Regions from separate parts of the Homo sapiens genome. Here region 2 is linked to region 1. A link is an interaction called in ENCODE POLR2A ChIA-PET data of the cell type or tissue named here. Cell type or tissue: OCI-LY7. All regions are shown on one strand.

Region 1 (4,000 bases):
CACAGATGTCTTTTTAAGCTTAATCATCAACCGACCAGACTTCCCACAGCCAGCACAGCAGCCCTTTCTGAAACTCCTCCTGGGCACGTTTACTTACTGGAATTTTCAAGGCCCCTGTGAAGCTGATGGCGGCCGTGCCACTCCCACCGTCCCCGGGGAGAATGACGACGTGGTTCGGGTGGATGGAGCCCTTCCCATCTGAGAGCAGCAGGCACTGCATCTCTGGGTCCTGGAGGCAAATCCATTGGGAACAAAAAGGAAAGGTGTTACCAGCCGGGCAGTCTGGGTGAAGTGGGGCCAGGCTTCCTAATGACGAGGGTGCCTGGCGGCTCTCTCTTCCACTGCCTTGGAGACATCCTGGGTGACATTCCCACCTGGCCACTGTGTTAGAATGATTAGCATTCATGCATTTTCATGAACGGCTAGGTACACAGATCCTCTGATCCAGAAATTCTAGGAATCTATTGGCAAAAAATAATTTGAAAAGTAAAAAGATACTTATAAAGTAAAATGGATGTCACATCATCATTGAGAAAAAATAGAAAATTCAAATACATCCATACGAATGACATCTTGTAAAAAAAAGGTTGGGAGATTTTAATGACGGAAAATGCTTATGACACATTAAATAACACATCATTCAAAACTGCATGTCATTATAACCTCAAAGAATGTTTAAATATCTACGTATGTAACTAGGCAACTATAGGATCTATTTCTAGAAAGAAAGAAGCTAAAATCTAAGCCAACAATGGTTGTCAGCGAGTGGTGGAATTATGTGTAATTTTTATCGAAATGCTAATAAGAAATTCTTTACATGATCCTGCATTTTTTAGGAGTTCACAATGGCCATATATGACCAGAAATAACATTATTTTAAAATACACCAACATTATTTTAAAATACACCTATTCTGATATTTATGAATTCTGATTGTCTAGACGTTCCTAAAGGACAAAGTGTACATTCATTAAAGCAAAGAAGAGTGATTCCCCAACCTAGAGTGGGATTTCAAGTCAGAGCAAGGATAACATAAAAATAATCTTAGCCTGGGCCACACAGTAAGACCTAAAAAAAAATAGTGGAATGTGGTGGTATGCGCTTGTAGTCCTAGCTGCTCTGGAGGCTGAGGCAGGAGGATCACCTGAGCCCAGGAGGTGGAGGCTGCAGTGAGCTGTGATTGTGCGGCTGTCCTTCAGCCCGGGCAAGACCCTGTCTCAAAAAAGAATGAAAATAAAATAAAAATATTCTTCATGAGTGAGCTATGAGGTTCAAGGTCTTACAAAGAAATGCTTCTAGGTATCTCAGACCTTTCACAAAATCAAACAGGCTTTGTGGTACTTATCTCACTATAACCTGTTATAAGTTGGACTAAAAATGTAGTTTAATTAAAAAAAAAAAAGAAAATGGTAATGTATTCCACATTCCCCTGCCCCTTGATATTTAGAATATTTAGAATTCTCTTCCAGTGGAAAACAGACATTTGGAAACCGGGTGGCAGGTGGCACCGAGTGCAGCCCAGTGTGGGCACCCAGTGGGTGGCCTTGGGGGCAGCCCAGCGTCTACGTGCCCCAGGAAGCCCGGCTTCACAGCTAGGACTCTGGCATGGAGAGCGGGTCTCTGATGAAGATATTCACATGTGGCCACATAGTCAGGTGCTCTGGAATGAAGATGACAAGGCTGAGTGCAGATGCCTAACATGCTCCCGATGATAATCCCATCACGGCACGTGAAAGCAAAGAATGGCGACTTGAGTTTCTGAATAAACTTTTCTCTCATGAATTCTGCTAATCGTCCAGTTTAGAAAACTACATCAGTAATGCTCTACTGTGGCTAAGCACTGGAATCTCCTCGGGGGGCTTTGAGAAGCCTCGAATTCCCCCAGCCCCACGGAAGCAGTCCCTGGGGCAGCCCCAGGCGAGTTCCACTCATAGCAAGCTGAGGGCTACAGGACTTCACAGGCCGTTCCGCAGGAAACAGGCTCAGCAGTGGGTGAAATGCAGCCAGCTGGAGAAAAGTCAAGCGGAACGAGGCCGCTTAGCCAGGAGAAGCGCACCCTCTGACCCGCAGAGAAGTGACCGCAGGTCAACACAGAAGACCTACTTGGCCTCAGGTAGGACCCAGATGCCCAAAGGCCGCCCACGGCCCTTGCAGGATTTGTAAAGTGCTTCAGGGTCCACTTGCTGGGCTGGTTTAAAGCCACAGACACAGACCCTCTGCTCCTTATCTAAGCAGCAAGGAGCCCCCGAGACAGACAGAAGGCTCTGTTTCTGCTGAGAACGGGCCCTGTGCTCACAGCCACTCATCTTAAACAGGACTTGTAGCCACCATACCTGAGTTGTTTGCTCCTGGAGGAGATGGGAAAGAGTGTGGGGCCATGGCTGGTTTTCCAAAACAAACAGGGGGCTGCTGCTGCCTCCTCCTTACATAGCAAACAAGAAGCCACTGGGTGGACCAAGACAAGGCTGGAGGCCAAGAGGCACCTCTGCCTCTAAACAAGCAGTTTCCAGTCTGTGTCCCAAGAGCCCCAAATGGGATCTGTGGAGCCCCCGGTGGGTGTGGGGGCTTCTGTGGCCAGTGCACTCCACGCTTAGGGCTTACACTTTCAAAGAGAAAAGGGTTCCCTCTACTAAAATGCCCCCACACACAACAAAAATACACACAGACGCATGTGGGGGGACTGCGTAATAACGATCGCTTTATCTAAAAATGCTAAGCTCACCCCGCTACCCGATGCTGTCTGCAGCTTCCCTTTGGGAAAGGCCATCACAAGAGAGATTTGTGGAGTCCCCACTTGGCGTGCAAAGTGCACGGTGGAGTCACATTCAACCTCCAAATACCCACTCCGTGCTCACGCCGCGTTTGGTGGGCCCAACAGTTCTTGAGCCACAGCCAATCAGAAGGATCCTCAGAGACGTCAAGGAGGAAAAGTGACAAGTGACTACAGGGATGGCAAGTGCGACCGTCCCCAAGACAATCCTCTAAAACGCCCGCGGGGACCTGCGGGCTCGCCACGTGGCCAAGTGACAGCAGCGCCTCATTCTCTTTCCCACATTTGCTCCCCGCCCCCCAGCTTTCTTTACATGTCTCTTCAAGAGGCCACTGAGAAACTGCCTGCTACGTGACATAGTGTAGCAGCTCTGTCTGAAAAGGAGTGGAGGTCAGGGGCTGGGTGACACCCCACTGAGCCCAGCGGTCACTCTGGGAAAGGGGACATCCAGGGTGTCCAGCCAACCTCATGGGGACTCTCCCCGCCTACCCTGACCCAAGAGCAATGGCAGGCCCGCCGAAAGGGGATGCCACGTAAGCGAGGTCAGCATGCGCCCGGTTGTGGTCGTCACCCTCAGCCTGAAATAAGGCCTGCCAGTGCCTTTACTTACATAACTGGCTCCTTGATGGCAAGTCTGTAAACAGCCTTTCTTAGAGGGCCGGAAAAGGAAAGAGAGAAACTATACTTAGAAGCCAAGGCTAGTTCTATGGGTCAGTTACTACACCAGAAGAAAGGGCCTGTGGTCTTGATTCAGAAGAAGTGGCAGGCTTCAGTATCATCAGAGAGGGGTGACAGCCTTTTGGACACTGGGACATGATTTGTTTAAATGTGAATTCAGAAGTAAGTACAGATTTTAAAGCATTTTGGTTGAATTAGTCACTGCCTACTGTCTCCCTAAAATCCAAGAACCCAGATGCACGAGACATCATTCTTCCCTTTTCTAATATTTCAGCCACTACAAATAAATTTCTGCAGTCAATAAAAAAGTGAGATGCATGTTTAGTACATTAATCCTTTAAGCTATTTAATTTAAAAAGATAGGGAGAGCAGCCCCTTACACATGCTGGAGGGGTCTTTCTGACAGAGGAGAGGCCCTGTGTCTGCTGTAGAAGGTTAAACCTTATTTAGAGGCCGGGTGCGGTGGCTGAAGCCTGTAATTCCAGCACTTTGGGAGGCTAAGGCGGGTGGGTCACCTGAGGTCAGGAGTTCAAGACTAGCCTGGCCAACATG
Region 2 (4,000 bases), 690 kb after region 1:
GGAGACCCTCCCTGAAGAAGTGACGTTAAGCTAAGACTGAGGAGTGAGCAGGCATGGCAGAGAGGGCTGGGGAGTGAGGAGTGAGCAGGGGAGTGAGGAGTGAGCCGGGGAGTGGGGAGTGGGGACTGAGGAGTGAGCAGGCATGGCAGAGAGGGCTGGGGAGTGAGGAGTGAGCAGGGGAGTGGGAACTTGCAGAGAGGGCTGGGGAGTGAGGACTGAGCAGGGGAGTGGGGAGTGGGGACTGAGGAGTGAGCGGGCATTGCAGAGAGGGCTGGGGAGAGGGCCAGCCTTGGGGGGCGAGCATGTGGAAAGGCCCAGAGGCAGGACCCAGCTTGGCGTTCCGGGAAGCGTGGCTGGAGAGGGTGGGGGTGGGGAGGTGAGGTGAGAAGGCTGCTGAGAAAGGCAGTGCCTGGTCATGTGCAGGAGTTTGGGTTTTGTTCCTGGGACAGTGGGAAGCCAGTGAAGCTTCAGGCTGGCAAGCGATGTGATTGGATTTATGTTCTAGAAGAACTGCTCTGCAGTGTGGAAAATGGGTTGGCGGCCCAGGCAGAGGAGGAAGAGTTATCTGGAGACCCTTTGCAGCCTTACAGGTGGGAGAAAGTGGGATGTGGCCAAGGGAGGTAGTAAGGGGGGCTGCAGGTAGTGGGTGATGGGCGGGTGTCAGAGGGAGGCGAGAGAGGTCACAGCGGTTCCAGGTCTCTCTGACAACTGCGTCCTAAGATGTAGGAGGTGGGGGCAGAGAGACTTTGTCAGGAGCATCCAGATGTTTTTACTTTTTGACATGTTGGTTTTTGGGTTGCCTGTTGCCTTCTGAATGAAGATGCAAATGATTTTCCTTTTATAGATTGTGTTTTTGGTGACAAGCCTAAAAACTGTGGCTTGCCCTAGAGCCCAAAGATTTTCTCTGTTTTTCTAAGTTCTATTATTATTTAATATTTTATGTTTTAAGACTGTGATCCATTTTGAGTTAATTTTCTAGTAAGATATGAAGTTATAGTTCATTTCTTTGAATGAACTGTGGATGCCCAGTTGTTCCTGCACTAACTGCTGAAATGGTTGCCCTTCCTCGCTTGGATTTTAAAATCCAATCCGCTTTTGTCTTTGTAAAAAAATGCAGGCCAGGCGCGGTGGCTGACACCTGTAATCCCAGCACTTTGGGAGGCCGAGGTGGGCAGATCACGAGGTCAAGAGATCGAGGCCCTCCTGGCCAACATGGTGAAACCCCGTCTCTGCTAAAAATACAAAAATTAGCTGGGTGTGGTGGCACGTGCCTGTAATCCCAGCTACTCGGGAGGCTGAGGCAGGAGAATCGCTTGAACTTGGGAGGCGGAGGTTGCCGTGAGCTGAGATCGCGCCACTGCACTCCAGCCTGGGCGACAGAGCAAGACTCCATCTCAAAAAAAAAAAAAATGCTTTGGGCATGTTTGTTTAGGTCTATTTCTGGGTTGTCTGTTTTGTTCCATTGATTTCTGTCCACCTTCTCACCGGTATCAAAGTTTTTATGATGGTAGCTTGATAATTAAGTTTGAAGTCAGGTAGACTGAGTCTGTCACTTCAGCCTTCTTTTTCAAAGTTGTTTTTAACAGGTGTCTTCACGGAGCGTTCCGTGTAAGGAACCTGAAGTCACCCCCCATTTGCCTGAAGTCACCCCCCATTTCCCGTTTACCACCAGGTTAGATGCAGATGGTCCTGGTCTGAGCTTAATTGACATTTCTGATAAGTTTGGTTTCCTGATATTATTACTGTGGTCTTACTGTGATGGCAGGTGTGTTTAGTTAGTTTTTGTAGTAGTAGTCATATAAATTGTAAAGAGATTTTTCAGGCAGAGCAGTGGTTCTCAGACTTGAGCTGCATCCGAACCACGTGGAGGGTTTTGCAAACAGAGTGCAGGGCCCTCTGCCAAGCCTGATTCATCAGGTCTGGGGGTGGGAGGCAAGGATGTGCATTTCTGAAATGTTCCCAAGCAGTGCTGGCACTGCTGGTTCCTGGTCCAGGGACCACATTTTGAAATCACTAATGTAAGGTAAGTCTTCCCAGGATTGGTGGTTGAGATAGGGGGACCTCACACTTTTTTTTTTTTTTTCTTTTTGAGGTGGAGTCTCACTCGGTCGCCCAGGCTGGAGTGCAGGGGCGTGATCTCAGCTCACTGCAACCTCCACCTCCCTGGTTCAAGCGATTCTCCTGCCTCAGCCTCCCGAGTAGCTGGGATTACAGGCACGTGCCACCGCGCCTGGCTAGTTTTTGTATTTTTAGTAGAGATGGGGTTTCACCATGTCGGCCAGGCTGGTCTCGAACTCCTGACCTGAAGTGATCGCCCGTCCTCATCTCTGAAAGTGCTGGGATTACAGACGTGAGCCACACGCCTGCCCAGGATCTCGAACTTCTAGTTCTTTTTTCCTCTCCTTTTCCCTGAAACAGTACTTCCTGTGTGCCTTGTTCTGGGATGTCTTGTGTGCCTTAGAGGTCTGGAGACCACACTTCCCCTTCTATGAAGGCACTTTCTGAGTGTTAAAGGGAGTTTTGCCAAGACAGCAAAGACTTTGAAGATGCTCCGTTTATCAGGCCTGATCTGCAGCCCAGGGTGGCTGTGGCCTCTGATCTTGGGCCCAGAGGAGCCGTTTTAGAGAGGCCTCATTTTGGGGACCAGATGCTGCTAATCGGGACCCTTATTGCCAGGACTCGGACATTTACATAGAATCAGAGTGCAGCACAGGGGGCTAAAACCCTGCTCTCCAGCTTCCCTCGCCCCTCTCTTCTGGGTTTCCTCTCCCAGCAGCTCCGCTCAGAGGGGACCTTTTTTGGGGGCACCTAGAAGGGGTGGGCAGTCTGTGAGAGGTGTAGGCCAGAGGCAAGGTCTGCCCCGGGGAGAGGCGGCCACACAAGGCCTCAGGGGATTCGTGCAGGCTCCCAAGTAAGCAAGGCCAGGACGACTTCCTTCCATCCTCCCACTCCGATTCCAATACCTTTGTTGGGACTCTGTGTTCTGCGGTGATCTGACCGCAGTGTGGGGCGCCTCTTAAGGCCTATCGTTCCCATCGCCCAAGCTCCTGACCGTGAGTCACGTGGGTTCCTGCAGGGGGCACGCAGGTCCTACACCTCCAGTAGCACAGCAGCAACTCATGAAAGCGTGCGCCCTCCCCACCCCACTCTGGGTTTCTTCTGCCCTTTGTCCTGTTCATCTCCTGCTCACTGCCCAGCTGAGCCCCCATCCCAGACTGGTCCCTATTTGCGCCGAGGTGCCCATCCACAGGAACTGGGGCAGGCAAGGCCGAATGCGGCTATGAAACTGAGTCACACTTGCTAGAGCCGCACGAGATACCTTTGAACGTGAATGTGTGTTCCCAGGAAAAGAAGATACAGTGCTGTTTTGGGAGAAAATTTCACCCCCCTCCCCTTGTTATTTCTGGCATTTTAAGGGCAAATTGGAACTCTCTTTCCTCTGCCTCACTTCCTTGTAGCTAACTCACTCTCCTAACTTGAAGTTTTCAACCCGGCACTGCTCTCAGACACACAAGTTCAGTGACTGTGAGTTTCCATATGAGTTTTGCACGGTCTGCTTTTCACCCTTCAAGCTGCTGGGGATGAGCGGGGTGGAGGGCGTGTGGAATCAGCATTCAAGAAGTGCCAGCATGCACACTTTCCTAAACCACTCAGCAACGGGCATCAGAGAAGCAGGTTGCAGGAAGGACATGCCGGTGCGCACAGTTGGGGATTGGGGGGGGGCAGAGGAGGAATAATCATTTGGTGGCACATACTGTGTGTATCTCACTTTATGCTCCTCCCAAACTGCATGAGGTGGGTGTTTTTATTTCCATTTTACAGCCCAGGAATGTGAGGCCCCAGAATGAACAATGTCTAGATCCACCCTGTGAATATATGTGTGTGGGGGGTGTCAGTTTATGCTCATCTACCCACTATGCAAGTGTTTCTGGAGGTGAACCTCAAGGATGGATAGGGAATAGAATTATTGGATCTGATAACAGCTTATGTGGGAGCACGA

Evidence for each region. Peaks named below come from ENCODE experiments on the same cell type or tissue, not always from the same donor. Only the 100,000 strongest peaks of a DNase experiment are listed, where the experiment ranks them.
Region 2: POLR2A ChIA-PET joins it to region 1 with 8 read pairs; 1 of 35 experiments calls an interaction of 5 or more read pairs at or near these places.

Annotation. Positions count from the first base shown.
Region 1 is chr21:42,555,187-42,559,186 of GRCh38, reverse strand. SLC37A1 (solute carrier family 37 member 1) reads right to left here. Exons shown (of 20, transcript NM_001320537.2): 11 at 98-229. Among named protein-coding and RNA genes, the nearest start is that of SLC37A1, 43 kb to the right of the region's middle. In OCI-LY7, no CTCF peak of the experiment used is centred here; DNase peaks (open chromatin) are centred at 1,976 and 3,446; H3K4me3 peaks cover 687 bases; H3K27ac peaks cover 2,360 bases.
Region 2 is chr21:41,861,258-41,865,257 of GRCh38, reverse strand. The region is part of intron 1 of PRDM15 (PR/SET domain 15); the gene reads left to right. Among named protein-coding and RNA genes, the nearest start is that of PRDM15, 16 kb to the left of the region's middle. RefSeq lists an enhancer at 464-553. In OCI-LY7, a CTCF peak has its summit at 3,073 (motif pointing right); DNase peaks (open chromatin) are centred at 757, 1,737, 2,517, 3,077 and 2 weaker places; H3K4me3 peaks cover 4,000 bases; H3K27ac peaks cover 4,000 bases.